Linked DNA regions of Homo sapiens: region 1 is linked to region 2. Evidence: read pairs that join two places in POLR2A ChIA-PET (ENCODE). Cell type or tissue: Panc1. All regions are shown on one strand. Links, peaks and the distances in the headings refer to the core of each region. The heading gives the core; the rest is flanking DNA. Region 1 holds the start of KCNE3 (potassium voltage-gated channel subfamily E regulatory subunit 3). Region 2 holds the start of POLD3 (DNA polymerase delta 3, accessory subunit).

Evidence for each region. ChIA-PET counts read pairs that join two places held together with the same protein. Peaks named below come from ENCODE experiments on the same cell type or tissue, not always from the same donor. Only the 100,000 strongest peaks of a DNase experiment are listed, where the experiment ranks them.
Region 1: POLR2A ChIA-PET joins it to region 2 with 12 read pairs; 3 of 35 experiments call an interaction of 5 or more read pairs at or near these places.

The regions. Positions count from the first base shown.
Region 1 is chr11:74,465,267-74,480,547 of GRCh38, forward strand. It overlaps KCNE3 (potassium voltage-gated channel subfamily E regulatory subunit 3), which reads right to left and starts at 2,283. Exons shown (of 3, transcript NM_005472.5): 1 at 2,132-2,283. In Panc1, for the core only: no CTCF peak of the experiment used is centred there; no DNase peak of the experiment used is centred there; H3K27me3 peaks cover 185 bases.
Region 2 is chr11:74,577,381-74,592,661 of GRCh38, forward strand. It overlaps POLD3 (DNA polymerase delta 3, accessory subunit), which reads left to right and starts at 15,202. Exons shown (of 12, transcript NM_006591.3): 1 at 15,202-15,281. The coding sequence starts at 15,279. LOC105369386 (a long non-coding RNA gene) reads left to right here. Exons shown (of 3, transcript XR_950302.3): 2 at 58-206; 3 at 741-1,000. RefSeq lists enhancers at 4,140-4,189, 14,864-15,281. In Panc1, for the core only: no CTCF peak of the experiment used is centred there; no DNase peak of the experiment used is centred there; H3K27ac peaks cover 288 bases.

The sequences.
Region 1 (15,281 bases), core at 4,666-12,665, 110 kb before region 2:
AAGAGCATTCCCCCGCTCTGGCACACGCACATACATTCATGAAAACAGTTTACAATATTTAAAAAGCAACCTCCAGGGCAGGGCAAAACAGATTTCATTTGGTCTGGGGAAGGGATGGCTCAAAGAAAAGAAGCCATCTCAGTCAGGTGGGGTGAGTCAGAGGAGGAAGAATTCTAAGCCTTCTTTGGAAGCCCAGATGCTCCCTGCACCTGGACCCCATTCAATCCAAAGGGCAAACATTCTTGGCCTCAAAACACCAGCAATGGCTTTGCAACCCTCTTCCCTGTGTACCTACCCAGGGTGTGGCCACATACACCCACCCACTGCACACACACACACAGTCCAACTCCCCAGTCCCTCAGCCTGTGATCTTGCCGTTCAAGTGTTCCTTTCATGATTCTAATCTTGGCTGTATGCTTGGCTCTGTGTCCTTGAGCACTGCATTTACTTCCTCTGAACCTCATCTATAAGATGGGGATAATGATCCCTGCCCTGCCTACCACACATGAGAACTAGAGGAGACAAGAGATGGGAATGTTTTAGAAATTGCAAACATACAAGATAATTATCAGGCAGGCTGGTCACACTGTTTTCCTTTTCTGTCTCCACATCTTTCCTTTCCCCCCATATTACCAAGAACAACCATCTCTGTGTCTCCTTTCCCACTCCAGGTCTCCTAGCCTCAGAAGCAGCCAGGAGGTTCTTATTATTCTTCTTGATTCCCAGGAACCTCACCTTCTCCAGAAGCCTTCCTGTTTCCTACCCTCTATGATCATTCCCGCAGTCCCTTATCATTGAGGGGTACCATTCTGTAGTCCTGTAGCTGGTGGAGAACACATCAGAGGGGGAATCAGGAGACCTGGGTTCCTGCCCCTACTAGGCCAACACGTCTAGCCGTGCGTTTTGGTTAAGTAACTTTATCACTCTAAGTCTATATCCCTCTAGGCCTCATTTTCCTCATCAGTAAGATGGAGTTTCTTGTCTTGCTTCCCTCTTAGAAGGTATTTTGAGCACTCGCACATTAAGTTTATGGATGTGCTTTGAGACGTATAGACTGAGTGAGGGATGGAGAAGGTGATGGTTATCATCTCAAGGAGTCAAGAAAATCTGAAAGCAGCTTCTAGGCCCCCAGCATGGGTCTTCCTCCATCAGGAACAGACAAAGTGGACGGATGCAAGGAAATAAGGAGGAGCTCACACGTTTACAACATGCCTTTGTAGGTGAAGTGGAGAGAGCCCTGGGCTAGGACTGAGGAAACTTGGGTTCTAATTCTGTTTGGTCTCTGTTGTAACCTTAGGTAAATCATCTCCCCTGGGGCATCAGTTTCCCTATATGCAAATTAGTGGAGAGGATTTTAGGAGGGATACTCTGGTGGGCTTTCACGCAAGAACTAAACTCATTTATTTTCGAGATAAGAGACTCTGAGGTCCAATCCCCCTTTCCCCTTCTGTCCCATGGGGTATGCAGGCAACAGGAGCAGGAGGCCCGTTTTACAAATGGTGGCCCAGGAAAAGCGAGCACAAGGCGCAGAGCTGAGGGATGACTGCCCGGGTTTACACAGCCTGTAAACTAGAACTCAAGTCTCCCGACTCCCAGCCTCGACCTATGTTACTGGCAGCAGAAGATGCTTTTGGGAGTCACCAGGTTTCCCGGGACTAGGTCAGACAGGGTGAAGGACACAGTGAGGTGTAGAGGGAATGGGCAAGTCAGCTCCGCAGAGCCGGTGGCTCCAGCCAAATGAGACTGTGCTGGGTCCTGAAATGTCGTTTCTGCGTGTGCACTGGCTGCCAGCTGCAAGTGTTCGCTTGCACGTCTGTGGGTGTGGAGGAACTTTTCTTGTGGCCGTCTTGAGGGCTGGGAATAACGGCGCAAGTCCCCACGGTTTCCAGACGGGGCGCGCAGAGCCCAGCTCCCTACTCCCACATGCTGCTCCACGATCACTGCGCTCGGGAGGATCGGGGAGGATCCGGGAGGACTAGCTTGGTATTTGCAGCGCCCACCCCTCCCCCACTCCCCCTCGGTTCCACAGTCTCACGGAGAGCGCGCCGTGGCCCTTGGAAGGGAGGCGGGAAGACCCCTCATTTCCACCCCAGGCCGCAGCTCAGCCTTCCCAGCTGGGTGGGTGCCTTACCTGCCTCTCAGCAAGGCTCCGGGGCGCCCGTTTGCTCGCTGGACACGGCGCCCTCTGACCGAGGGTGGCCCAAGCGCTGCGACCCTGTGCATTCCACCAGCCCCGTTCCACTCCGCGGGTGCCCAGCACCGCCCAGCGCGCTCTCTGGCTCTGGGCTCCCACCCGCGCTCGGCTCCCTTTTCCCTCCCCCGGGCGTCCCCTCCCCCTGCCCCGCCCGGGCCCCAGCACACCCACTTCTCCCCGGGCTGGCCTGGAGTGCCTCCGCCCAGCTCCTTGGCCTCCCCCGGCTGTGGGCTCCGACCCTTCCGTCCCCTGCAGCGCCTGCTTCCTGGACCAGAGACCGAAAGCCTCTCGCTCCGCTGGGCCTCAGCAAGCCCAGCATGAGGCCGATCTCCAGGAGTCGGTTTTGCTCCAGTGTGGCTGTGTGGTGGTGGGCGAGTCGCTGCCCCTCACTGGGCCTTGGCCTGGCTGTAAAGTTGGTACAGTTCCTCCATGCATTCTTCACAGGCTTATGGTTGAGGTCAGATGAGACCTTTGAGTCCAAAGTATTAAAACCAAAGGGTCAACAGCAAAATAATATGATTCTTACACAAACTCTTTTCCACACAGGACGCAGAGGCCCAGTTGGAGAAGGGATTTGCCCAGGTAGCAGAGCCCAGACCCAAAATCCACTACACACCCCTCTGTCTCTGAGTAGCACCAGCAAATGTTTCCTCCACCAAGCCTCAAAAGTTCGTGACAGTGCCTGACCAACTTGTGTTCAGCCGCACCTTACTCATCTCTGTCCCAGAACAGTTTATTTTCCCACCACCATGCCCTCACTCAAACTGTTGTTTCCTTGCTGGTGACATTGCAGGCTTCAGAGAACTGGGGCAGCCGGGGCAGCTGAGGAATAAGAGCCAGGAGGCTAGTGGCAGAGGAAGGGACAGTTGCAGAGAATTTCTCCGGGGGACCCTGTGGGGTGCCCTTTTACCAGCTCACTGCCTCAGAATAATTAATAACAGCCTCAGGCCAGCTCTTTCACTCCCTTGCAAAGGTCTGCTCCAGGATATCTGAAGCACATACTCTCAATTACAGAATCCCAGAATATATCTAAGAAGTGCTATCGTTTTAAAAAGACCTACTACAAGGTGGGTATATTGTATATTGTATACAATATACAAGGTGGGTATATTGTACCCACCTTGTTTTGACCCTACTATTCCTTTTTCTCAGTCTGGAGATCACCTCTCAGAAAAGTCATCCTAATCACCTAAGCATGCAATCTCAGTTTCCTTCCTTCCTTCCTTTCTTTCTTCCTTCCTTCCTTCCTTCCTTCCTTCCTTCCTTCCTTTAGACAGGATCTCACTGTGTCACCCAGGCTGGAGTGCAGTGGAGTGATTATGGCTCACAGCAGCCTTGAACTCCTGGGCTCAGGTGATCCTCCTCCCTTAACCTCCTGAGTAACTGGGACACACCACTATGTCTGGCTAATTTTTGTATTTTATAGAAATTGGGTTACTCCATGTTGCCCAGGCTGATCTCGAACTCCTGGGCTCAAGTGACCTGCACACCTCCACCTCCCAAAGTTCTGGGATTACAGGCATGAACCACTGTGCCCATCCTGCAACCTCAGTTTTCAATCTGCCTAAGAATCCCCTGGGGAGCTTGTTTTACTAAGTAGACTTTTGGGCTCCACTCCAGAGGTTCTAATTCAGGAAATCTGGAGTAGAGCCTAGAAATCAGCATTTTCAAACAAGATTTCCAAATGACTCTGATGCAAATGGTTCTTGAGACTAGCCATGAGGAAGCAGTCCTGGCTTGGTCAGGGTTCTTTCTCAGATCCTGCCCACGGCCTTGCATTTACTCTGTAGGACTGTCTATGACAGTTATAGAAAGTAACCATTTGTCCACCCCATCTGCTAGGTTGTGAGTTCTTTGAAGATAGGGATTGTCTTTTGTTCTAATAAAATCTTAGAACCAAAGTCTTAGAATCATATCATCTTAGGGTTCTGGAATGTAAATTGGAAGAACTCTCAAGAGTTTCCTAGTCAAATCCCTCATGAGCCTAACAGATTCTCCCATTTCTTTATTTTTGGAAACATATCACCCAGGCTGGAGTGCAGTGGTGTGATCTCAGCTTACTGCAAACTCTGCCTCCCAGGTTCAAACAATTCTTGTGCCTCAGCCTCCTGAGTAGCTGGAATTACAGGTGTACCACCACACCCAGCTAATTTTTGTATTTTTAGTAGAGACGGGGTTTTGCCATGTTAGCCAGGCTGGTCTCGAACACTTGACCTCAAGTAATCTGCCCGCCTTGGCCTCCCGAAGTGTTGGGATTACAGGTGTGAGCCACCACACTCTGCCTCTATTTCATTTTTGAAATGAGGCTATCCAGCTTCTCTTGCACACCTCTAGGGAGCTCAATGCCTGCAAGGCAGCCAGACAGCTCTGATTGTTAGGATGTTCTCACATTTTAACAAAAACTGCTTCCTGTTGACTTCTACCCTTTGGTCCTTGCACCCATTGGAGACATGAAATAGAAGTCTGATCTGTGTTCCCTTTTACAGTCTTTCAAGAATTTAAGGTCGGCCAGGAGCAGTGGCTCATGCCTGTAATCCCAACACTTTGGGAGGCTGAGGTGGGTGGATCACTTGAGCTCAGGAGTTCAAGACCAACCTGGATAACATAGTGGGACTTCATTTCTACAAAAAATAAAAAAATTAGTTGGGCATGATGCTATGTGCCTGTAGTACCAGCTACTTGAGAGGCTGAGGTGGGAGGATTGCTTGAGCCCAGGAGGTTGAGGCTGCAGTGAGCCAAGATTGTGCCACTGCACTCACTACAGCCTAGACAACAAAGTGAGACCCTATCTCAAGAAAAAAAAAATTTGCTGGGCGTGGTGACTCACGTCTGTAATCCCAGCACTTTGGGAGGTGGCGGATCACGACGTCAGGAGTTCAAGACCAGCTTGCTCAATATGGTGAAACTCCGTCTCTACTAAAGATTAAAAAAAAAAAATTAGCTGGGTGTGGTGGCATGCACCTGTAATCCCAGCTACTTGGGAAGCTGAGGCAGAAGAATCGCCTGAACCTGGGAGGCAGAGGTTGCAGTGAGCTGAGATTGCGCCACTGCACTCCAGCCTGGGTGACAGAGCAAGACTCTGTCTCAAAGAAAAAAAAAAAAAGAATTTAAGGTCTATCCTCTACTCCCCCTTCTCTGGGGTGAGGATAAGGCAGCAACCATGTCAGGGAAGGCAGCTGGCCATTGGAAAGGGGGCTGAGCTGCCTCATGTTCCCCACCTGTGCCCTGGAGCCTTGCCAGCAGGCTTAGATGAAGTGATGCGTTTAATATGCCTGGAGCCGGGCCTAGCATGAGGCATAGGCTTAATAAATGGCAGCTTCTATTGTCACTGGATGAGAAAGAGCAGGAGGAAACAGAGTTCCTGTCTCTGGGGATCTCTAGTCTGACAGGGACTTCAAGGAGCTCCCTAATCCAAAGACATTGGAGACATGGCCCTGACCCTGGGAAGATGGGGGAGTGGGGTGGATGGAATTTGAGGGTAGGATGAGCTGATTGAAGGGATGAGGGGAAGACTCACCTAGAGACATGCCACAAACAAGTCTTGGCTTAAATGTTACCTTCTTGGTGAGGCCTTCCCTGAGCATCCAATCTATAAATGCTAATTCCTCCCTTCTCCTGCCTCCCTACCTCCATCCCCTGCCTTGTTTTTCAGTAACACCTTAACAGATGATTCTGATATATTTCACTTACTTAAAAAAAAAAGTCTTTTGTTGTTGTTCTTGCTGCATCTTCAACTGAGGCCCACAGCTCCCGCTGCCCTCAGCCCTATCTTAGAGCTCTCCCTGAGTCTGGATTCCTGTAACCACCTCCTTCTCTTTCCTCTTCAGTCCTAGGGGTGGTAGTGATGCCCAGGTGCTTTCAGCTCCAGGATACCTCACAACCCCTGTGGTTTCCCCACTCCCTGCCCATCTCTGAATAGAGCCTTCTTGAATTATCCATATGAGATGGCCATCTTCTTCCTGAAGGACCTGGCTGGCACAGAAGCCCACTTTCTCTGCTCCTACAGCCCCTCGGGCTTTCCTCTCACACAGCACTTACCATTCTGTGTTACAATTGTCTCCTCTATTGGTTGACTCCACACCTAGAACATAAATTCATTGAGGGCACTAAGCCATTCCCAGCACCAAGCCTAGCACAGAGGAGATCTTAGTAAAAATTTGTTGAATATATGAGTGAGTGAATAATGGTCATGAGAGGGAAGATCCCTAGGAATTATGTTATCAGAGAAAGCTTCCAAGAAGAGATAGAACCTGAGAGAGCCTCAAAGGTCAGTAGGAGACTTTTTCAACCTCTGGGCCAAACCTTTCCTCTGAGCATCGAACTCCCATATCCAACAACCTCCCTGATGTCTCTGTTTGGATAATGTGGGGACTGGGACTCTTGACTTCTTTCCCTTTCACTTTCCTATGTCTCAGTCAATGGCACCATCATCCATCCAGTTCCCTGTTTGTTTTCTTCATAGAACTCAACCCAATCTTCTGTTTATCTGTTTGGGGCCTGCCTTTCCCATTGGACTGGAAGCGCTATGAGAACAGAGACCAGTTGTTTCTTTTCCACCTTGGTATCCCTTGAGTTACATCTTGATTTTTCAGTAACGCCTAACCAGATGACTCTGATATATTTGATGTTCCTAACTTAAGGTCTAGGAAGTGGGGGGAAAATGTTGAGAGGTAGGGTGAGTGTGGATGGTACCTGTCAACAGTTTCAGAAGACTGGGTCACCAGGGGGAAATGCAGTGTGACTCACAGAGGAAGTTTCACAGTCACATCAAGTTACTTTATTCTATTATTCATGAGGAGCCCGTGTCTGTGCCTTCAGGGTCTTATCTCCTCCTGGCTTGTCAGTTTGGTCCTTAATCCCTTGCATTCCCCAAATCTGAAATGCTACAGCCCAGAAATCAGCTCGTTCCCTCTTCTCTATCCCCTCTTCTTCTCTCTCTTCCAAATCCCTCTCTAAGGGGAGTGCTACATCCTTCTCACTGATGTGTTTATGAGGTGTCTGAAGATGTGCGTCTCATTCTGATTCCAACAGCAAATATTCATCTTTGGCGGAACTACTTGTCCTCTCTGGACCTGTTTCCCTCTCTGCACAGGATGGTGTGAGACTGTCTCATCTCTAGGGCTCCTGCCAGATCTGACCTTCTTCAAAACTCAGCCTTGTGGGGAGGGTCAGGCACCACACCACAGTTCTTAGCTTGGACAGGTATGGTGGCTCTTCATAGTTGCAAAAGCATCTTCACTCTTGCTGTCTCATTGGGTCCTTTGGAGTCTAGACTGGAGTTCAAACAGTGGACTTGCCTCTAACTACATGAATTTGGGCAATTTCTTTTTCTGAAACTCAGTTTCCTTTTCTGAAAACAGGGTCAGTAATACATCCCTGTGGATTTGTTATTTGCTGCAAATATTGTGCTTAGAACAGCTCTGGACCCTCGTGAGTTGGGCTGGAGAGAGGCAAGTGAGGGGCCGGGCACGGTGGCTCATGCCTGTAATCCCGGCACTTTGGGAGGCTGAGGCGGGTGGATTACCTGAGGTCAGGAGTTCAAGACCAGACTGGCCAACATGGTGAAACCTATCTCTATTAAAAATACAAAAAATTAGCCAGGCGTGGTGGCGGGCACCTGTAATCCTAGCTACTTGGGAGGCTGAGGCAGGAGAATTGCTCAATCCCAGGAAGTGAAGGTAGCAGTGAGCCGAGATCATGCCATTGAACTCCAGCCTGGGCGACAGAGCAAGGCTCTGTCTCAGGGGAAAAAAAAAAAAAAAAAAAAAAGATAGGCAAGTGAGGTGGAATTGAGCTGAATACCAATAACTCAATAACTCCTCCCAGGTTCCCAGCATTTTGCAGGGCTTAGCATACCCCGTCCATCCTCTAACTGTGGATTAGGGCTGTGCGTCACCAGGGTCCAGGTAGGAAACAGATGGCACCCTGAAAATGGGTAATTCAGAGTGTGGCGAGGGCTTAGGAAATCAAGACAAAATAGTGCAGTATGTCTGGCTAGCAACAGTGAGGATGAAAACTACCTGGGCTGACAGGGCAAGGGGAGGAAGGGGTTACTGGAACTCAGAGAGGGCAGTGGTGGGGAGGGCATCTCGGCTGGAGCTGTGGCCTTTGGTAGAGGCTAACCTCTCGCAGGGAGAGAGCCAGGGGAACAAGCACCTTTCCCTCTCTCCCCTCCCATCCTGTGGTCTTCTACCACTGCCTCCTGTTGGCTCAACCCAGTTGGAAGCTCCAGAGTCAGGCGGCCTACTGTGGGTGGAGAAGGGTGGTGAACCCATGAAGGGACACGTGGAAGGATCCAGCACAGGCAGTGCATCTGTCAGATGAGTAGGGTCCTCCCCTGATCCTTTTCAGCGTGCTCCAGGCAAGGGGTGGGAGGAAGGAGTAGAAGAACTAAGGAATGTGGGTGGAGGATGCGAGCTTGGGTTTTCACCCCAGAAAGGAGCAGGAGGGGACAATCTCAGTTCCTCAAATATCCACATACTCTCTGTCATCTTCAGGCCTTTGCCTATGCTGTTCTCTCTGCCTGGAACATACTTCCTCCTGGGGCCGGCTAACTCACCCTTAGATGCTACTTCCTCCCGGAAATCTCCCCTGCCCTAAATTAGATGCCTTTGTCTGTGTCCCCTGACTGCTCCCATCCCACGTATCTCCCCTTTTTCATATGTATCATCCTTGTGTAAGTCCCTGTTCTTGGGCAGGGTACAGTCTGATATGGGAAGAATGGCCCTGACTGCATGGAAAATGTTGCTCTCACTGGGAGAGCCCCTAGTCCAAGAGGGAGCAATAGACGAAGCAGCCCCTGGGGGGATCAGAATGCTGTTTGGTTTTTGGTGCTTCTAATCTTCTACCTCCAAAGTCATCAATGTTTAGAAAACAAGCAACAGATGTGGGTGTCTTTACTGGAGGTCTGGCTGAACCTACAGAGAAGGAGGGATTCCCTAATTCTTCTTAGTGATAAGAGACCACCTGGATGGTGCTGACACAGGCACAAGCCAAGAAAGGGGTCAGCCAAGGATCATCGGCCCTGGGACCTGGGCCAAGTCACTGCCCCACTTTGAGCCTCTGTGTTCCTCACTTGCACAACAACAATCTTGGTCCTGCAAACCTTGCAGTGTTCCAAGGAGCAAATGGACTCACAGCTGAGAAGGCACTTTGAAAACCATGAAATGCTTATTATTGCCTTCCCCTCAGACCAGGAGCTCCTGGAAGGAGGGGCTGTACCTCAGATGTTATGCATATTTGTTATCCCACCTAAGTAAATAGGATAGTGTGGCAGCAAAACAAAACAAAAACAAAAAGTGTTGACACTGACTTAAGCTTTGTTTTTAGAAGAATGTGTTTGGGGCTATCTTGGATTCTCCCAGAAGCAGGCCCTGGGACATGGATTTGAGTACAAGTGGTTCATGTGTGACGTGATCCCAGGAAACACAATTAGAAGAGTGGTGAAGTAACACAGGAGTGAATGGAGCCTTTCATAAGGTGTACCCTTAGCAAGCTTAGCCCTGCTAGGGAACCCTAGAGGCCTGGGTAGAACACACATCCAGAGTTACCCCTCATTAGAGGCAAGGGGGCTAGGGGAGTCAGTCATTGGCTGAGGGCTGCTCGGGGGATATGAATTCTCCAGCATGTCCAGCCTGACACATGGGTTGACAGCCCCGGTCCCTCCAAAAGTCCTGAGAAAAAAGGTACAGATGCTGGCAGGTGGAAATAGACACTGAAATGTCTATTTCTCTTCTTCTTCTTCTTCTTTTTTTTTTTTTAAGACAGGGTCTCACTCTGTCACCCAGGCTCCAGGCTGGAGTGCAGTGGTGATGATCTTGGCTCATTGCAGCCTTCACTTCCTGGACTCAAGCAATCTTTTTGCCTCAGCTTCCCAAGTAGCTGGGACTACAAGTGTACGCCACCATGCCCGGCTAATTTTTGCATTTTTTGTAAAGACAGGCTTTTACTACGTTGCCCAGGCTGGTCTCAAACTCCTGAGCTCAAGTGATCCTCCTGCCTCGGCCTCCCAAAGTGCTGATATTACAGGATTGTGCCACTGTGCCCAGCCTGAAATGACTGTTTCTAACAGATATTTGAAATGGCACTGAAATGGAAGGGCCAGGCAAATATACATGGAGCACCTAAAACACCTGCTATAGTCTGGGGCAAGATAGGCACTTGAGTTCCCCAGATTAGCTTCACACTTCAGAGACTCTCATGCTTCTTATTCTGCCTGGAACACACCATGTCTTCTTATCTATCCCACAATTCTTATCTTCTGAAGCCATAGTGGACATCTGATGTCTTGGCCTTCCCAGAATTCCTTCTTTTGGGAATAGAACCTCTCTCTTCCTTTTGGGGAGTCACCCTTCCCTCTCTTGCTCTCAGCCCATATGGTTCAGGTGGGGCTAAGCCCCATCTGTTTGTTCCAAGAGGGTCATGACGCTCCTTGGAGTGATGATTTATCCAGAATCCTTCCTGGGCCTTAGGCTGAATGTATACGGAAGTAAGGGTGGCTAAGCTATAGAATCTAAGTGTGGTGTGACCAACAGCCATCTTTGGCACCACACAGGAGAGAGTGAAGCCAATTCTGAGGTCAGCAGAGCTAAGGAATAGAGGAAGAAAAACCAAGTCCTGATGCCATTGTTTGAGTCCCTGGATCAATCTGTGCCTGAAGTCTATCCACAGACTTTTCAGTTATGAGATCTAAAATATTCTCTTTTCACTTGAGCTAGTTTGAGCTGGGTTTCCTGTTACCTACAACCCAAAGTCCTCACTAATTCAGTGTCACTTTGAGCCTTTTCTGCCCTCATCCTCCCTTTTAAGACTTAGTACTTCTTTTATTTCCCCACAGTTCCCTATGCAAGCTTCTCTCAGTGTGTATAACACTTTACTGCATGTGTTTGTTTACAGGTGTGTCTTCTCTACAAGGCGGTGAGCTCCTTGAAGATGGACCAAGTTGGATCCATCTCTGTCCTCAGGGTCCAGCACAGGCTGGAACCTGGCCAGACCATACCATACATGTTATCTTCAAGCTGCATAGATTAAGGGCACATTAGCCAATTGGAGCCTATGGAGATGAGGGCAGTGGTGTGGGGTCTGGAAGCCATGAAGAACATAAGAATAAGGAATGTTTAACTTGAAGTAGAGACCACTTCTGAGACAATCCATTCTCTGATTCCACAGACTGTTTCTGGGTGCCTCCTCTGTGGGAGGCCCGGGACTGGGGGCTGAAAAGGCCATGGATGACACAGCTATAGTCCCTGCCTGGGGAGCTCACAGTCTGGTTGGGATCGGGCATGGAAACAAGGAACTATAATAGAGTGTGGTCAGTACCACTAGAAAGGGATGTAGGGCATGGCCAGGGAAGTCCTCTTAGTGCAGGGGGGCAGAATTATGACAATGTTGGTGGCACATTTTAGCTTTGAGGAGTAACTTTCTAACAATCAGAACTGTGCAAGAATGGAAGGCTGCCTCAGGAGGCAGTAAGTGTTCTGTGTCTGGAGGTGTGTGAGCAGGGCTGGGACAACCACTTAACAGACTGGATATATATTTTTTTCTTTTTTATCATTTTATTTTCAAATTGTCTATGTCTTTTAATGTTAAAGTACGTTTTTTGATAATAACATATAATTGCTTGCATTTATAAAAGGTCAGCAAATGCTGCCTTTTCATGAGAGTATTTAATCCATTTACATTAAATTAGTGTTTCATGTTTGGATTTATCTGTCATGGTGTTTGATTTCTATTTCTGTTTTCAGATTTTCATTTCTCTACCTTTAGTTGGAAAATTATTCTTATTCAATTTTATCTCCTATGTGAATTATCATTATTAATTTAATTTGTGTCACCGCTATTGAATTTCTGCTTATGTCCATTTGACTTATTTTTGGTGGTTGCTGTATAGATGCATACGCATCTTCTTTTTATCATAGCCTGCCTGCCAAAAATACTCTAGTACTTACGAATATAAGAATTTTGGCAGGGCATGGTACCTCATGCCTGCAATCCCAGCACTTTGGGAGGCCAAGGCAGGCGGATCACGAGGTCAGGAGTTTGAGGCCAGCCTGGCCAATATGGTGAAACCCCTTCTCTACTAAAACTACAAAAATTAGCTGGGTGTGGTGGCATGCACCTGTAGTCCCAGCTACGTTGGAGACTGAGACAAAAGAATCACTTGAACCAAGGAGGTAGAGGTTGCAGTGAGCTGAGATCACACCACTGCACACAAGCCTGGGCGACAGAGTGAGACTCCTTAAAAAAAAAAAAAAAAAAAAAGAATCTTAAAACTGTATACTTACTTCTTTTTTTTTTTTTTTTCCTGAGACAGAGTTTTGCTCTGTCACCCAGGCTGTAGTGCAATGGCGCAATCTCAGCTCACTACAACCTCTACCTCCTGGGTTCAAGAGATTCTCCTGCCTCAGCCTCCTGAGTAGCTGGGACTACAGGCATGTGCCACCACTCCCGGCTAATTTTTATATTTTTAGTAGAGATAGGGTTGGCCAGGCTGGTCTCAAACTCCTGACCTCAAGTGATACCCCACCTTGGCCTCCCAAAGTGCTGGGTTTATAGGCGTGAGCCACTATGCCCTGCCTTAAAACAGTATACTTCTAAATACCACCCTTCTATCTTCATGGTTATATACTTTACATTCATATATGCTATAAATTCCACATTATGTAGTATTATTTTGACTTTATGGTAGTTATGTTCTATAAAGTTGTTGAAATCATGAATACTGAACCATGGCTCCTAGAGGAAATAAAGAGTTAGGTTCCTGCTTGTCTCTGGTCACACCATTTTCTTTTTTCTTTTTGAGATGGAGTCTCACTGTGATGCCTAGGTTGGAGTGCAGTGGCGCCATCTCAGCTCACTGCAACCTCTGCCTCTCAGGTTCAAGCAATTCTCCCACCCCAGCCCCCCGAGTAGCTAGGATTACAGGTGCACACCACCACACCCGACTAATTTTTGTATTTTTAGTAGAGACGGGTTTTCACCATGTTGGCCAGGCTGGTCTCAAATTCCTGGCCTCAAGTGATGATCCGCCTGCCTTGGCCTCCCAAAGTGCTGGGATTACAGGCATGAGCCACTACGCCCGGCCTATTTTCATCTATTGAAAAATGTATATCCTTGTTTTATGTGTGTTTCCATTTAAAAACATCTTATTTCATATATATTGTTGATTCATTAACACTGAACTCACAGCCAACTGCACTATGAGTTGTGCCTGAACAAAGCTTACGTAACACATGTGTCTTTTCCATAAGGCCCATTATAGTTTTCTTGTGCAGCATTTCAGCACTACTATTGGGAACCATTTTAAATAGTGAAATTGCCATTGAAAAGCACAATTTTTAACAGACTGGATGTTGATGTTTATCAACAAAGAGGACCAATGTGGAGGCTGCAGGGAATTCCTCACAATAAGACAAGCCATTAAAGCTCTGCTTCCTTCTGTATGTCAGGTACTGGGATATTAAGACAAAAACAAAAATAAAAAAGAAACAATCTCTGGCTCACAGTAGAAAAGCTCACAGTTTACAGAAATTTTTAAAATGTAACACTATGGCCTGATACCAGTGTCTCTTGAACTAGAATAATGTACAGACCCCCCTTTGAAAGGAAAAAAAATTATTGGGTTACTCATTGTTGACTTAATCTAAATATGTTAAAATTTAAACTCAATATAAATTCCAATGTATGTAACTGTAAAAGCAAATCTTTTATATAAACAATTTTTATTCAGTACAAACATTGAATATGAACAAAACTAAAAAATGAATAAAATGCTAATAACAACACCGCTGCTGCTGCTGGTCATGATGAGTTCTTTTGAGCTCATCCTGTTGGTTTTGTAGAAATATTCTGGCTGGGTTAGGTGGCTCACGCCTGTGATCCCAGCACTTTGGGAGGCCAAAGTGGGTGGATCGTTTGAGCCCAGCAGTTTAAGACCAACCTTGACATGGCAAGACCCTGTCTCTATAAAAAATACAAAAATTAGCCGGGCATAGTGGCACGTGCCTGTAGTCCCAGCCACTCAGGAGGCTGAAGCGGGAGAATCACCCGAGCCCAGGAAGTCAAGGCTGCCGTGATACAGTGAGCCGTGATTGCGTCACTCACTGCACTGCAGCCTGGGTGAAAAAGTGAGACCCTATCTCTAAAAACAGAGAAAGATTCCATCTGGTAAGTGAAGGAGGGATGATAGAATCTAATAAGAGAATGCATCTAAGAAATGATCATTACAAAAAAGAGAGAGAAAAAAAAAAGCCTAGTATTACATCCCTCTTGCTGTAAGAACACACTACCACCTAGCAGGAGACATGAAAAAGAAAAAAAATCATACCTGAATCAGACCAAGCCTCAGGAGCTACCTTTCAGTGTTCAGGAAATAGAGGAGATAGAGAGACACATGAAATAATACCAGGAGGACACGATGAACAAAATCTGGACTGTGGAAAACTTGATAGGACAAACATCTGTTTCCTCAACAAATAACAAGAGGAGCAAAGATAAAAAGATGGAGGAGGAACTTACAGATAAAAAAAGACTTAAGAGACATTTGTGAGACACATGAACCAAATACAGTGTCCAGATCTTGTTTGGATCCTGATTTGAATAAAACAACTAAAAGTAAAGAAAAAAGCAATTGGAGAAATGTGAACATTAACTGAATATTTGTTGATATTGAAGAAGTATTTTCTACATGTGGTGATGATGTTGTGGTTAAAGAGTTTAAAAAGAGTCAGGTTTTTTTGTTTTTGAGACAGGGTCTGACTCTGTTGCCTAGGCTGGAGTGCAGTGGTGCAATCTCGGCTCACTGTAGCCTCGACCTCATGGGCTCAAGTGATCCTCCCATCTCAGCCTCCCGAGTAGCTGGAACTACAGATGTGCACCACCATGCCTGGCTAATTTTTGTATTTTTTTGTACAGACGAGGTTTCGCCATGTTGCCCAGGTTGGTGTCAAACTCCTGAGCTGAAGCAATCCACCCACCTTGGCCTCCCAAAGTGCTAGGATTATAGGCATGAGCCACCATGCCTAGCCAAGAGTATTTATCTTTTGGGAATACATACTGAAATATTTCTGAATGAAACAGTATATTTGTT
Region 2 (15,281 bases), core at 3,020-11,019:
TCTCCAGGATGAAAAATGAAGGCATTCCTTACTGACCTGCTATCCCATACTTCCCAGCCTCTTCTAGCCACACCACAGTCCGGTGGCTCATTTATGTCCTGGCCATGTCTGTGCCAGGCTCCAGCTGGAACAGGGACCAGTGATGAATTAGACATGGGCCTGGCCTTCAGGAGCTCACAGCAAACTCAGTGAGAGAGATGTGTAAGGTATGGATGCCTCTTTAATTTTTTTAGCAACAGGTGCCAAAGTATCCTGAGAAGAAATTAGGATAATCTATGAAAAACTACCCTATAGCCTCTTGGAACTTGGGTAGAGAAAGGGTGGGATTGTGTTGCATGAGACAAGGGAGGTTTACACACACATATACACACACACACACGCACGCACACATACACATGCATGCACACACATTCACACACACATGCATGCACACACGCAACACATGCATGCACACACACACGCATGCACACACATGCATGCATGCACACACACACACACACACACATATATGCATGCACACATGTGTTCCTAACAAGGAGAAGGGGGAAGACTAAAATACCCTGGGCTGGGAAGCTGGCTGAAACAAGGGAATTTTGGAGAGGAGAGACCTCAGGTGGGAAATCTTAGGTGTAAATTGTGGGAACTGTGCAGTGTACCCCTTCCCCCACACTCCTCACATCCTTAGTACACTGCCCAAATCCCCAAATGCCTGATGGGATTGCATATTTCATGGAAATCAGGAGCTGAAACAGAATCTTGCCCAGCCAGATGAGAAGCAGCAGCACCATCTGGACTGTGTTTAATCAGCAGGAGGCCATGAGACAAATGCCAGGAAGGAGGCTCTCAAGCTTCCAGACATAAAGGAATGGAGCAGAGTCAAGGGCAGTATTTCAGGCTGCAGCAGAAGCAGGAAGCGAAGACATGTGGCTGTGATAGCAGGTGTGTGCTGTTGGATGATGCTGGCGCTACTGCAGTTTGACATTGCTGAAGAGGAAGGTGGAAGAAGGACCAGACCCTGAAGAGCCTTGAACGCTCCCGTCTTCTCTACTAAGAAACTGAGACTTGCCGGACACGGTGGCTCACACCTGTAATCCCAGCACTTTGGGAGGCTGAAGTGGGCAGATCATTTGAGGTCAGGAGTTTGAGACCAGCCTGACCCACACGATGAAACCCTATCTCTACTAAAAATACAAAAAAAATTAGCCAGGCATGGTGTCATGCACCTATAGTCCCAGCTACTCAGAAGGCTGAGGGAGGAGACTCCCTTGAACCTGGGAGGTGGAGGTTGCAGTGAGTTGAGATCGTGCCACTGCAGTCCAGCCTGGGTGACAGAGTGAGACTCCATTAAGGAAGGAAGGAGGGAAGGAGGGAGGGAGGCAGGGAGGGAGGGAGGGAGGGAGGGAAGGAATGAAGGAAGGAATGAATGAAGGAAGGAAGGAAGGAAGGAAGGAGAGAGAGAGAGAGAGACTTTATTCTAAAATCAACAGAGAACCACCAAAGGGTTTTAAGCAGGGAGTAACATCATCAGATCTGTGTTTCAGAAACATCATCCTGGCCAGGTGCAGTGGCTCACACCTGTAATCCCAGCACTTTGGGAGGCCGAGGCAGGTGGATCATGAGGTCAAGAGATCGAAACCATCTTGGCCCACATGGTGAAACTCCGTCTCTATTAAAAATATAAAAATTAGCTGGGTGTGGTTGTGGGCACCTGTAGCCCCAGCTAATCGGGAGGCTTAGGCAGGAGAATCGCTTGAACCCAGGAGGCAGAGGTTGCAGTGAGCCGAGATCGCACCACTGCACTCCAGCCTGGCGACAGAGCGAGAATCTGTCTCAAAAAAAAAAAAAAAAAAAGAAAAGAAAAGAAACATCATCCTAGAACTTGTGTTAAAGATGAACCAGGGCCAGGGAGGGCGGATTGGAGGAGAGATGAAGCTAGAAAAGATGAGGACGAGCAGGCATTTCCTTTATTAGTAGAAAAACAACTTAAAAAGAAAAGACTGATGATAGGAGGGCCTGAAATAGGGCAGGTACAGGGACAGCAGAGGGGTGGTGGAGGCATCATAGAGCAAGGGAAAATGAGGGAAGTTAGTTGGGGAAGTCCACTATCTGATTTTGCCTTAAGAAGAAAATATTGAAAGGTAAGATACTTTAAATTGGTCAACCCCAAACATATGGAATGTTTACTAAAGTACTGTGTGTCAAGGTTGTACGTAGGAACACGTGAAGCCTCCCTGTGGGGTCTAGCAGCAGGGCTCTTTGCAGCCCTCAAGCCTGTTTAGGACCTGGGCTCGTTGCCTCTCTGTCCTCATTTCTGATCATTGGGTCTTTGAAGGAAGCTGGATTTCCCCATTAGCTTATCTATAATGCTCACTTGATAACAGACAATAGTCATTGCAGTGGTGCAAGGAAAAGTAGACAACACCTTCCACAAACAATATTCTGTAACTCAACAAAAAGGACTATAGAGCAGAACAATATTTAATTCAATTTCATCCACCCATCCATCTATTCACCAGGCATTCAGTTTCCAGCCAATAAATATTTGCTAAGGGCCTGTCCATTCCAGTTTTAGCCAAGCAGGGTGCTGGGAACCAGGGATGAAAAGGCCTTTGAAGAATTCCATGTCCCCTCCTGCAGATTCCAGCCTTCAGTTCCTCCAGTCAGGCCTCCCTGACTGACAACACTCTAGACGGAGCAGACCCCACAATGCCTGGCATGCCTTTTCCTAACACAAACGTCCACCACCACCTCCTAGCCCTGTGGCTTAGACAGACATGCTATGAAGCTCACGACCATCCTCAACTCCTTCCACCTCTCCATTTCCATGTATTTAATTGGCCAGAGTTGTCCTCACCTTCTATCTTCAGTTCTTCTCACTCTTCATTCCTTAAATTACTGAACTCTGGCTTTTGTGCCTGTCACTCTTCTAGCTGACGGAGACCAAATTCAATGCATTCCTTTTTTTTTTTTTTCCTGCGATGGAGTCTCGCTCTTTAGCCCAGGCTGGAGTGAAGTGGCATGATCTCGGCTCACTGTAACCTCCGCCTCCTGGGTTCAAGCAATTCTCCTGCCTCAGCCTCCCGAGTAGTTGGGATTATAGGTGCCCACCGCCACACTCAGCTAATATTTGTTTTTTTGTTTGTTTGTTTGTTTGTTTTTGAGACGGAGTCTTGCCCTGTTGCCCAGGATGTAGTGCAATGGCGCAATCTCGGTTCACTGCAACCTCCGCCTCCCGGTTCAAGCAATTCTCCTGCCTCAGCCTCCCGAATAGCTGGGATTACAGGCGCCCGCCACCACACCCAGCTAATTTTTGTATTTTTACTAGAGACGCGTTTTCACCATGTTGGCCAGGATGGTCTCGAACTCCTGACTTCGTGATCTACTTGCCTCAGCCTCCCAAAGTGCTGAGATTGCAGGCGTGAGCCACTGCTCCCAGCCTAATTTTTGTATTTTTAGTAGAGAGGGGTTTCACCATGTTGCTCAGGCTGATCTTGAACTCCTGACCTCAGGTGATCCACTTGCCTCGGCTTCCCAAAGTGCTGGGATTACAGGCATAAGCCACCGCATCTGGCCAACATGGTCTTTTAACTGTTTGTTAACTTATCTGTCTCCAACCTGGGCCATATGTCTCTTGTATACTATTGTATCTCATATATATAGTGAAGTCTAAGAAGAAACTCAGTGAACAAGTGAGGAATGAATGAATGAGCACTTGTCCAAGAGGACCTGTCCACGGGCTGCTTAGTATCCTGAAAAAATTTTGATAATCTGAAATTTTAAAAAAACCTAAAACTGAAATAAGTTGAGCAAATTGGACTGGACCATTTAGGAATTACAAAATGGGGAACTGTTGAGAAAATCTGTAGTTAGTCATGGGCCAAAAGCTGGAAGTGGTAGTTGAGATGAGCCATGGCAACAATGGCTGTGTTTACACTAAAATTATGAGGAAACAAAAACTGTGGTTAAGCAGAGAAGAAAACAGAGCAGTCATACAGAAAGAAGCAATTAGGTCAAAAGACAATGAGGCAAAGAGAGCAGCTCACTCCATCCAGACTGTGTCTGGAACAGCCCTTGCCCTTCTTTACCTGACATGAAAGCTGAGACCATGTGACAGCTCCTCAGGAAGCCTCCCTGACCAGCAGTGTTTGGGGGCAGAAACCAATGTTCTCTGAAAAAATGATCATATGCTTCTTTCTAGCCCTGAATGCCAACCCCACCTGACACACATTGTAAGAATTCAGAGGCCAGGTGCGGTGGCTCACGCCTATAATCCTAGCACTTTGGGAGGCCAAGGTGGGCGATCACCAGGTCAGGAGTTCGAGACCAGCCTGGCCAATATGGTGAAACACCAGCTCTACTAAAAATACAAAAATTAGCCCGGCATAGTGGCGGGCGCCTGTAATCCCAGCTACTCGGGAGGCTGAGGCAGGATAATTGCTTGAACCCAGGAGGCGGAGGTTGCAGTGAGCCAAGATCACGACACTGCACTCCAGCCTGGGTGACAGAGGGAGACTCTGTTTCACAACAAACAAAAAAACAAAAAATTCAGAAATGATGTGCTTAAGACAAAATTGCCCATAGCCAGTTTCCAGTTATCTTCACTTTTAGCATCACTACTCCAAGCACTCTCCCAGCCCCCAAGGGAAGGGAGAAAGGAAAAAATTTATACAAAGCATATGCAAGGTGGGGATGGAAGGTCCTCCTGCTCTTTTTCTGAATGTCTGAGGCAGCAAAGGTAGAGATGTGAACCTCTGGTGAGCGAGCTGAGGAATAAACAGGCTGGGATGTGAGTGTGGCTGGGAGCATGACGGGGTGGTATAGGTATAGAACAGGAAAACCAGTATCACAGTGTCCTCTTGGCTCACCCACTTAGTTTTGGTAACTGAGGGACTTTACATTGATTTTTATAGCACTGATAAGGTGTTTTAGAACAAGCACCTGCAGGCTTATCTCACTGTCCTTGAGCTCCTACGTCACCAGCTGTCATGAGCGTGATGTGTCCTGGCCTGGCCTGGCCTGGGTAGCTATACATTCCACAAGACAGTCTATGTAAGATACACATGTTCTCATAAAAGTTTATGACAACTTTAAAAAATGCTTTTATTTTTGAGATGGGGTCTTGCTTTGTCACCCAAGCTGGAGTGCAGTGGCATGATCATAGCTCACTGCAGCCTTGACGTCCTGGGCTCAAGTGATCCTCCTGCCTCAGCCTCCCGAGTAGCTAGGACTACAGGCACAAGCCACCACACCTGGCTATTTTTTTCTTTTTCTTTTTTTGTAGAGATGGGGTTGCCCTGTGTTGCCTAGGCTGGTCTCAAACTCCTGGACTCATGCGATCCTCCCACCTCAGCCTCCCAAAGTGTTGGGATTACAGGCATGAGCCACCATGCCTGGCCTAAACAACTTTTTGAAAAAGAAGAAATACAGGCTTGTGATGTATTGTTAAAAGTTGTAACAAAGACAGCACTCTGGCCACGTGTGGTGGTTTACGCCTGTAATCCCAGAACTCTGGGAGGACAAGGTGGGTGGATCACTTGAGGCCGGGAGTTTGAGACAAGCCTGGCCAACATGGTGAAACCCTGTCTCTACCAAAAATACAAAAATTATCCAGGCGTGGTGGTACACACTTGTTGTTCCAGCTACTCAGGAGGTTGAGTTATGAGAATTGCTTGAACCCAGGAGGTAGAGGTTGCAGTGACCCAAGATTGCACCACTGTACTCCAGCCTGGCAAAAAAAAAGACAGCACTCTGATTTCATTTCTTATATATTGCACCAAATGAAAGGAAGGATTACGTGGTATATATCCCTGGTATCCAGGTCCAAAGTCTTTCCCTGATTTCCTCTGATCTTTGGGCTAGGTGAGCTGCCTCCTCCAGGTTCTTGTGGCACACTGTGATTTCCTCACACTGTATTGCTCTTTACCCTATACAGACTGTAAACTCCCAGAGATGAAGACCATGCTGTGTCCCGATTAATCACATAGAGCCTGGTATACAAGAGGCCTGTAGCAATGTTTGTTGAATGAATGAATGAATGAATGAATGAGTGATCTAATTACTAAATACATCTGTGTCAACAAGAAATATGTTGGTGTTAAGATTACTTCTTTTTTTGTTTTGTGTTTGATACAGGGTCTCACTGTGTTGCCCAGGCTGGAGTGCAGTGGCAGGATCTTGGCTCACTGCAACCTCCACCTGCTGGGTTCAAGCGATCCTCCCTCCTCAGCCTCCCAAGTAGCTGGGATTACAAGAGTGAGCCACCACACCTGGCTAATGTTTGTATTTTTTAGTAGAGACAGGGTTTTGCCATGTTGTCCAGGCTGGTCTTAAACTCCTGGCCTCAAGTGATCCTCCTGCCTTGGCTTCCCCAAGTGCTGGGATTATAGGCATAAACCACCGAGCCTGGTCTTAAGATTACTTTAATCTTATACTCCTTAGTTGACCTGTTACCCTGCTTGGAAAACGTTACCCCCAATAAACCTGTAGTATCCCTGAAGGCTAGCCAACTGATAGGGTTCCTAAGTTGCCCCCAAGGGCTTCCTTTCCTGTCCAGAGGCCTGGCCTCCTTCCCTCCTCTGAGTTTGGGGATCCTGCCTGCATATAGGTTGATTGCTCATCACCCTGCCCCAATATTGAGCCCTGTCTAGATTTCCCACTCCATGCCCTGTCAGAATCATTAGACTGTCTGATGCAATTATTTCTGGGATGAAGCGGGGATGACGAAGAAGACAGAGGAGGGTCAGCCTTCTACTTCTGACACCTATCTTAGGTTCTTTTTTGAGGCATGGAGGCTGAGGTGGTTCGGTCCTATGGTTCCCACTGCTGGTGGCACCTGACACCAACATCCCCAACAGTTTTGTCTGACCTCTCTTTTCGCTAGAAAATGCTTTGGCTGATTGATTATTCTGGCTTCTGGAGAACTGCTTTTGTTCTCAACATGAGGCACATATGGTAAGCCTCATCCTTAAGGAATAAGGAGTGAGTTGTTGTTTTTTTTTTTTTTTAAAGTGACATTTAAGATGTTGTAAGTAGGAATGGTGGTGCTAGTCCTTTCTGGAGATTGCCTTTTACATTTTATTTTTTTTGAAATGGAGTCTTACTCTGTTGCCCAGAGGGGAGTGCAATGGCAGGATTTAGGCTCACTGCAGCCTCCGCCTCCCGGGTTCAAGCGATTCTCCTGCCTCAGCTTCCCGAGTAGCTGGGATTATAGGCGCCTGCCACCACACCCAGCTAATTTTTGTATTTTTAGTAGAGACAGGGTTTCTCCATGTTGGTCAGGCTGGTCTCAAACTCCCGACCTCAGGCGATCCGCCCACCTCGGCCTCCCAAAGTGCTGGGATTATAGGCATGAGCCACCTCGCTCAGCCGCCTTTTACATTTTAAATAGGGAAACATTACAGAGAACTGGAATAAAAAGAGTTAATTTGACATTGCTAAATGCTCCATTTTTTTCAAAATGAAAATATGTTCATTCTTTTCTGATTATAAAAATGATACAGACTCTTGGCCAGGCGCGATGGCTCACGCCTATAATCCCAGCACTTTGGGAGGCTGAGGTGGGCGGATTGCCTGAGGTCGGGAGTTCGAGACCAGCCTGACCAACATGGAGAAACCCTGTCTCTACTAAAAATACAAAATTAGCTGGGTGTAGTGGCACATGCCTGTAATCCCAGCTACTCAGGAGGCTGAGGCAGGAGAATCACTTGAACCCGGGAGGCGGAGGTTGCGGTAAGCCGAGATCGTGCCATTGCATTCCAGCCTGGGCAACAAGAGTGAAACTCCATCTCAAAAAAATAAATAAATAAAAATGATATGGACTCTTGTTAAAATTTCCAAACACATATAAGAAAAAATAGATATAAAGAAGAGAACAAAAATCAGCCAAATGCTATCGTGTAAAGATAACCACGGTGTTGAGAACATGGGCTTTGGGCATACCTGGGCTGGAAACACATCTTTACCACTTACTACCTATGTGGTTTGGGATAAGTTACTTAATTTCTCTGAGCTCCAGTTTCTTCATCTGTACAATAGGGATAATAATTTAAGCTAAGTGACATCTATAAAATACAGATAATAGTAGGTAAGTAATAATACTTACTTTATTGGTCGTTCCAAAGATTAAATGAAAATATTCAAGTAAAAGGCCTAGCATCGTGCCTACATATGCAGTGAATGGTAATTCATAGTGAACACTCTGAGGTCTCCTTTTTTCTCAGTCCTATATTTTTCCCCTTAAATCTCACTGCTTTTAGTGTAATTACACGTAAGTCAGGACAGGCGCCGTGGCTCACGCCTGTAATCCCAGCACTTTGGAGGCCGAGGCAGATGGATCACCTGAGGTCAGGAGTTCAAGACCAGCCTGGACAACATGGTGAAACCCCATCTCTACTAAAAATATAAAAATTAGCCAGGCATGGTGGCAGGTGCCTGTAATCCCAGCTACTCAGGAGGCCGAGGCAGGAGGACTGCCTGAGCCCAGGAGGCGGAGGTTGCAGCTAGCCAAGATCATGCCACTGCACTCCAGCCTGGGCAAGAGAGTGAGACTCTGTCTCAAAACACCAACCAACCAAACAAACAAACAAAAAAACTAAATCAGTAAACATTTATTAAGAAGCTATTAGACACTGGTGGTGGTGTTGTCATTATTATTATTATATTAGGATGAGGCTAGTTGTAAAGTGCTACTTAGTTATTTGTTTAAGCAAACCTTGTCTTAGAACTTACATGGAATTGTTTTCTACTAACTCTTCCCATTAACAACATAAAATTGATCTCAAATTTGGGTCCTTTTTTGGTGAAGGGATAATTGAATCTAACAGGATTGGCTGAGGATTAAATAAGCCACTCTAGGCAAGGTACTCAAAACACGGTATGTGCTCAATAAATGATAGTTATTATCATCCAAGCAATGTATACAACCTAAAAGACTCTTCATCTGGGATTCATGGCAGTAAAAGTACAGAGGAGTTCTCTTTTCTGGTTTACTTTTGACCCTAAAATGAAGCCTTCAGGCATTATCTAGATAAAATACTAATCTCCTGGACACAGTCCTAGGTTTCTTCACTGGCATTTGCTAGCTGTAGTTCCCTTCTAAATCTAATCAAAGGTCTATACTCCCCTCAAACTTCCCTTACCTCCAACACCTGACTCAAAAACTTTCAAGATTAACTTTTATTTGCCTGGACTCTATGTTGTCATATGATGTGATACTCAACATATCCAATTTGTTACTTGGTTTCTACTGAAAGTAATTCTCACTTGACTGATGTGCACAGGAATCCCAAAATTCTGCAATAAAATGTGTTAGAGTTCACTGTACTTATTATTGGTTTTATATGTACAGTTGTAAACTAATAATGAGATGGCAAAACACAGTGTTTAAGATCATGGATGCTGTAGCCAGATTGCCTGGGTTATACTTCTAGCTGTGTTGCTTTGTGACCTTGGGCAAGTTATTTAACCTCTCTGTGACAGAGTTTACTTTTCTGAATAAAGGGAATAATAACATGCTTTACTTTCTAGGGTTGTTACAGAGATTAGATGGGTTAATATTTGTAAAGCACTTGGAATGGAGCCTGTCATGTAGTCAGTGGTATATAAGTGTTTGTTATATAATAATAGTTGCCATTTATGGAGCACTTAATTATCTCCAAGGCACAGAACATGTTACTTTCAACCCTCTCAATCATGCAAGGTAGATAAATTATTTACAGTGATGCACGAGAGCTGGTTGATGCACTTGCTTATGAGAGCTGAATGTTAAATTTTCAGAAAGTTTGCAAGTCAGTTAAACAGAGCCATTACTGAAAATTAAATTATATAAATGTACAATCAAATTATATTAAACACAAGACAATATTCAAATTTCATCACTTCCTAAGTGTTTTACTACTATCTATGCTCTTTTTCATTTGTGTTTTTCTTTTATAGAGAGACAGGTCTCACTATGTTTCCTAAGCTGGACTCGAACTCCTGGGATCAAGGGATGCTCCTGTCTTTGCCTCCCAAAGTACTGAGATTACAGATGTGAGTCACTGTGCCTGGCCTATCTATGCTCTTGAGGTTATTTATGTTTATTGTGTCTGTATGATGGAAATAATGGTGTGATACTGTGCATCTCTTCCTAACTCTGCATTCTATGGCATCAATATCTGTAGCTTGAATTCTGCTATGTGGAGTATTTATACCACAGAAGTGCAACCACTTCAAATCAGGGCTTTTTTTATTTAGCAAGTTGGTTATTACACATTTATCTGTACATCGCTGGATATTATTATCTCTCTTCTTTTAAGATGATAAAAGAAGTTAAATGATTTGCCTAAAGCCACACTGCTAGTAAGTGGTAAAGCTGGAATTCAGGCCCAGATGTTTGTTTGTTTGTTTGTTTGCTTTCTTGCTTCTCACAAGAAACATTGTTTCCAAAGCCCATATGCTTTTCATTCAATTACGCTCCAAATTGGAAAAGGAAAAATCAAACTGGATAGGCCTTAGACACAGAAACAGAAAAGCTATCTCTTCTCTTCCCCCTCCAGCTCTCCTGCCCTTAACCCAACCCCCAGCCTACCCAATCCTGTGCAGAGCTGTAGTCATTCCTTTCTAGTCCCATTATCCCAACCCAGACTTGGAGATACCTTTCATTATTTATCTTGATTTGATAATCCAATTACTGCCTTGCTTTGCACCACTTTTGCCCATTATCCCTTCTTCCCAGAATCTCCTTTCTATTGTCCAAGGTTAAGATTAAACCCATTCTTTCTAATACCTCTACCTATTTTCTATTTTCCTAGTTTGAAAAGACTTGACACTGTAGTTAAGATTCCTCAAATAATTTCCTTAAACTTTTGATTCACGCAAACATCCATATAGAAAACTATACATATCAAAAGTATATACCTCAAATCATTTTCACAAACTCAACACACCATGCAACCAGCACCAAGATCAAGAATATTACCTTCATCTCAAAAGCCTCCTCATACTCCCTTCCAGTTTCTACCCTCCCAAGGGTAACCACTAATCCAGCTAAGTCATTCAACCCTAATATTGGCAGGTCCATTGGGTTGGGCTGGGCACTCTAAACAGTGTGGTTGATATAGGAGTTAAGAAGAAATCACTTAGGCAGATAGTAAGGGTATAGAAGTCCATGGTAAGGCTTTTCTTTTTCATGAAAAGCAGCCCCAAATCATTTTCTAACAAAGACCAGCCTGTAAAGTTGAGCTTCAGACATAGACAAGCAAGCTGGGAGCTTGCACGGGTGAATGTGGGCAGGAACTAGGGACTAGACATGTTCAAGATGGCGACTCCATCATCCCTTCTCTGCCAGCCACATGTACAGTAAGGAGCAGACAAGATGGTGCCAGCCAAGGAGAGTTCATTTGCATCATAAGATCAGGGTGGGGATACCAGCCTTCACCCCTGGGCTATGTAAATGTCACACCTGATCGAAACAATCTGTGAGCCCTACATAAATCAGACACCGCCTCCTCAAGCTGGACTATAAAGTCCAGCGCATCTGCCACCATGATCACTAGGAGACCCCTCTCTCTATATATAAAGAGAACTGTTTCTCTTTCTCTTCTGCCTATTAAACCTCCGCTCCTAAACTCTTCGTGTGTGTTAGTGTCCTAAATTTTCCTGGTGCCAGACTACCAACCCCAGGGTATATAGCCCAGACAATGTAGCCACCTCATTGTCATCTGCTCCATTTGGCATAGGGATAAGTATCAAGACTCTTCCCTAGCTAATTATCTTGACTTACTTCCCACTCCTGTGGAGCACTGACAAGAGGCCTGAGTTCTGATCCCACAGCAACCACCTAATAATCCTGGAAAAATCTATTTCTCTCTGAGCCGCAACAATCCAGTCTCTAAAATATGGACAATGGCCAGGCACAGTGGGTCACACCTGTAATCCCAGCAGTTTGGGAGGCCGAAGTGGGCGGATCACTTGAGGTCAGAAATTTAAGACCAGCCTGACCAACAAGGCGAAACCCCCTCTCTACTAAAAATACAGTTGGGTGTGGTGGTGCATACCTGTGATCCCAGCTACTCAGGAGGTGGAGGCATGAGAATCGCATGAACCTGGGAGGCAGAGGTTGCAGTGAGTGGAGATCATGCCACTGCACTCCACCCTGGGCGACAGATCAAGACTCCATCTCAAAAAATAAAACAAAATAAATAAACAGGCTGGGCACGGTGGCTCACACCTATAATCCCAGCACTTTGGGAGGCTGAGGTGGGCGGATTGCCTGAGGTCGGGAGTTCGAGGCCAGCCTGACCAACATGGAGAAACCCTGTCTCTACTAAAAATACAAAATTAGCTGGGCATGGTGGTGCATGCCTGTAATCCCAGCTACTCGAGAAGCTGAGGCAGGAGAATCGCTTGAACCCGGGAGGCAGAGGTTGCAGTGAGCAGAGATTGCGCCATTGCACTCCAGCCTGGGCAACAGGAGCAAAACTCCGTCTCAAAATAAATAAATAAATAATAAAATAAAATATGGACAATATAATACATTTGCAGCATTGCTATGAGGACTAAATGAAATATTGCTCTTAAAGTACCTGGTATAGTAGGTCTGGTATATAATAACGTAATAGTCAACGATCATAGATTTTATTGTGTGCAGGTACTGCATGAGAGTTTTATGTATATTATCTCATTTGTAACTGGCCAAATAGAATTATTTGATTTTCTCATCTGCTTCCAGTCTTTCACGTCTCAGTCAAGGGCATCACCATTTACCTAAAGATTTATGTTCCATATCTAGGTATTTTCCTTGATTCCTGTTTTTTCCACACTCCACTCGTGTAATTCATCAGCAGGTTTTGCCGACTCTAAAACAAAACTCAAGTCACTCAGTTCTCTCAATTTCCACTACCACTACTCTATTTTAAAAAATGTATTGGTTTGGCGTTGTGGCTTACGCCTGTAATCCCAGCACTTTGGGAGGCCAAGGCAGGTGGATCACCTGAGGTCAGGAGTTCGAGACCAGCCTGGCCAACATGGCGAAACCCCCTCTCTACTAGAACTACAACAAAATTAGCCGGGTGTGGTGGCGCATGCCAGTAATCCCAGCAACTTGGGAGGCAGAGGCAGGAGAATCACTTGAACCCGGGAGGCAGAGGTTACAGTGAGCCGAGATCGCGCCATTGCACTCCAACCTGGGGAACAAGAGCAAAACTCTGTCTCAAAAAAAAAAAAAATTATTATTTTTTGAGACAGGGTCTCACTCTGTCACCCAGGCTGTATGCAGTGGCATGATCAAGTGCTCACTGCAACCTCTACCTCCTGGGCTCAATCCATCCTCCCACTTCAGAACTGGGACCACAGACCACAGACCACAGGCTCGTGCCACCATGGCTTTTTTTTTTTTTTTTTTTAGTAGGGACGGAGTTTCAGTATGTTGCTCAGGCTGGTCTCGAACTCCTGGGGCTCAAGTGATCCACTTGCCTTGGCCTCCCAAAGTGCTGGGATTATAGGTGTGAGCTACTGTGCCTGGCACTGCTACCCTATTTTATTTTATTTATTTATTTTGAGGGGGGTCTCACTCTGTTTCCCAGGCTGGAGTGCAGTGGCACCATCTCAGCTCACCGCAACCTCGGTCTCCCAGGTTCAAGTGATTCTGCTGCCTCAGCCTCCCGAGTAGCTGGGATTACAGGCGTGTACCACCACACCTGGTTAATTTTTGTATTTTTAGTAGAGACGGGGTTTCGCCATGTTTGCCAGGCTGGTCTCGAACTCCTGACCTCAGGTGATCTGCCTGCCTCGGCCTCCCAAAGTGTGGGATTACAGGTGTGAGCCACTGCGCCGAGCCATTTTATTTTATTTTTAGACGGAGTCTCTCTCTGTTTCCCAAGCTGAAGTGCAGTGGCATGATCTCGGCTCACTGCAACCTCCACCTCCTGGATTCAAGACATTCTCATGCCTCAGCCCTGGGAGTAACTGGGACTATAGGCACGTGCCACCACGCCCGGCTAATTTTTATATTTTTAGTAGAGACAGGGTTTCACCATGTGGGCCTGGCAGGCCTCGAACTCCTGACCTCAGGTGATTCATCCCCCTAGGCCTCCCAAAGTGCTGGGATTACAGGCGTTAGCCACCGCGCCCGGTCTGCTACCCTATTTTAAACCACCACTATCTTTCACTTAAAAATCTCAGAATGTAAGTTACATGTGAACAGGCTCGGTTTATTATTGCTCATAGCTGCAGCCCCAGCACCTCAACACTCAGAATAGTATCTGGCCTTTCTCAGGATTTTGCTATGCTTTGAATGAATGCATGTCGCGACAAGCCTTTGAAGTAGGTACTGTTATTATTCCCATTTTATAGATAAGGAAATAGGCTCCTAGTGGCTAAAGAATTACCTAAGTTTACACAACAAACAGCAAAACCAGGATTCAAACCCAGTAAGTCTGACTCTAGAGCCCACTCTCTTACGCACTACACCTGCGATACTGAACTGCACCGGCTTATGCTGAAGTCAATTATTAAAGATTTTTGCGGGGGTGATACTAGGAGAAATTTGAGTTGAAATTCCCCAACCTGATAACTTTTCTCCAAGTTTTCCTGAGAACACAGCTCAAGCGCCTCTTCACAGTCTCCTAGGCACAACGATTTGGTTTCTCCCAAGTCTCTCTCATCCGCCTCTTCTCCTAACAATCCAGAGATAATGAACTCTTTTCCAGCAAATTCTCCTGCTTCTATCCGAAACACTCAGCCTCTCCTCAACCCCTCTGGAAAAACCTTCCCTAATTTCTCAACTCTGAGGGATTATAACAGGCAGTACTTTTCCCCAGTTGGCAGCACTACTAAAATTACTTGTTTTCAATAGTCTCCCCTTTATCCTGGCTTTCCCGGGTTTCATCACGCGCAGCCAACCTCGGTAGGGAAATATTATACCCAATGACATCTGTTGAGAGACCATATTCACTAATGTTTATTACAGTATAATAATAATTGTTCTATTTTATCGTTAGTTATTTTTGTTAATCTCTTACTGTGCCTAATTTATAAATTAAACTTTATCATAGGTACGTAGGTATAGGAAAAAACCAGCCAGGAGGCCCCGCACTTCGGTGTTTTCTACTAGCTCTGCCTACCTCCGTCTGCGCCGTCTCCCTGACTAGTTTGACCCTTCGAGGGCCGCCGTAGTGCGTCGCCTCCGTTGCCGGGGAAACGACCCGGGACCTGGGAGGGAGCAAAGACGTTTCCCGCCGGCGGGAGCTGTGGCTGTGATTGAGAGAGGGGTTAGAGGCGGGTCCCAGCGCTGCCGCACCATG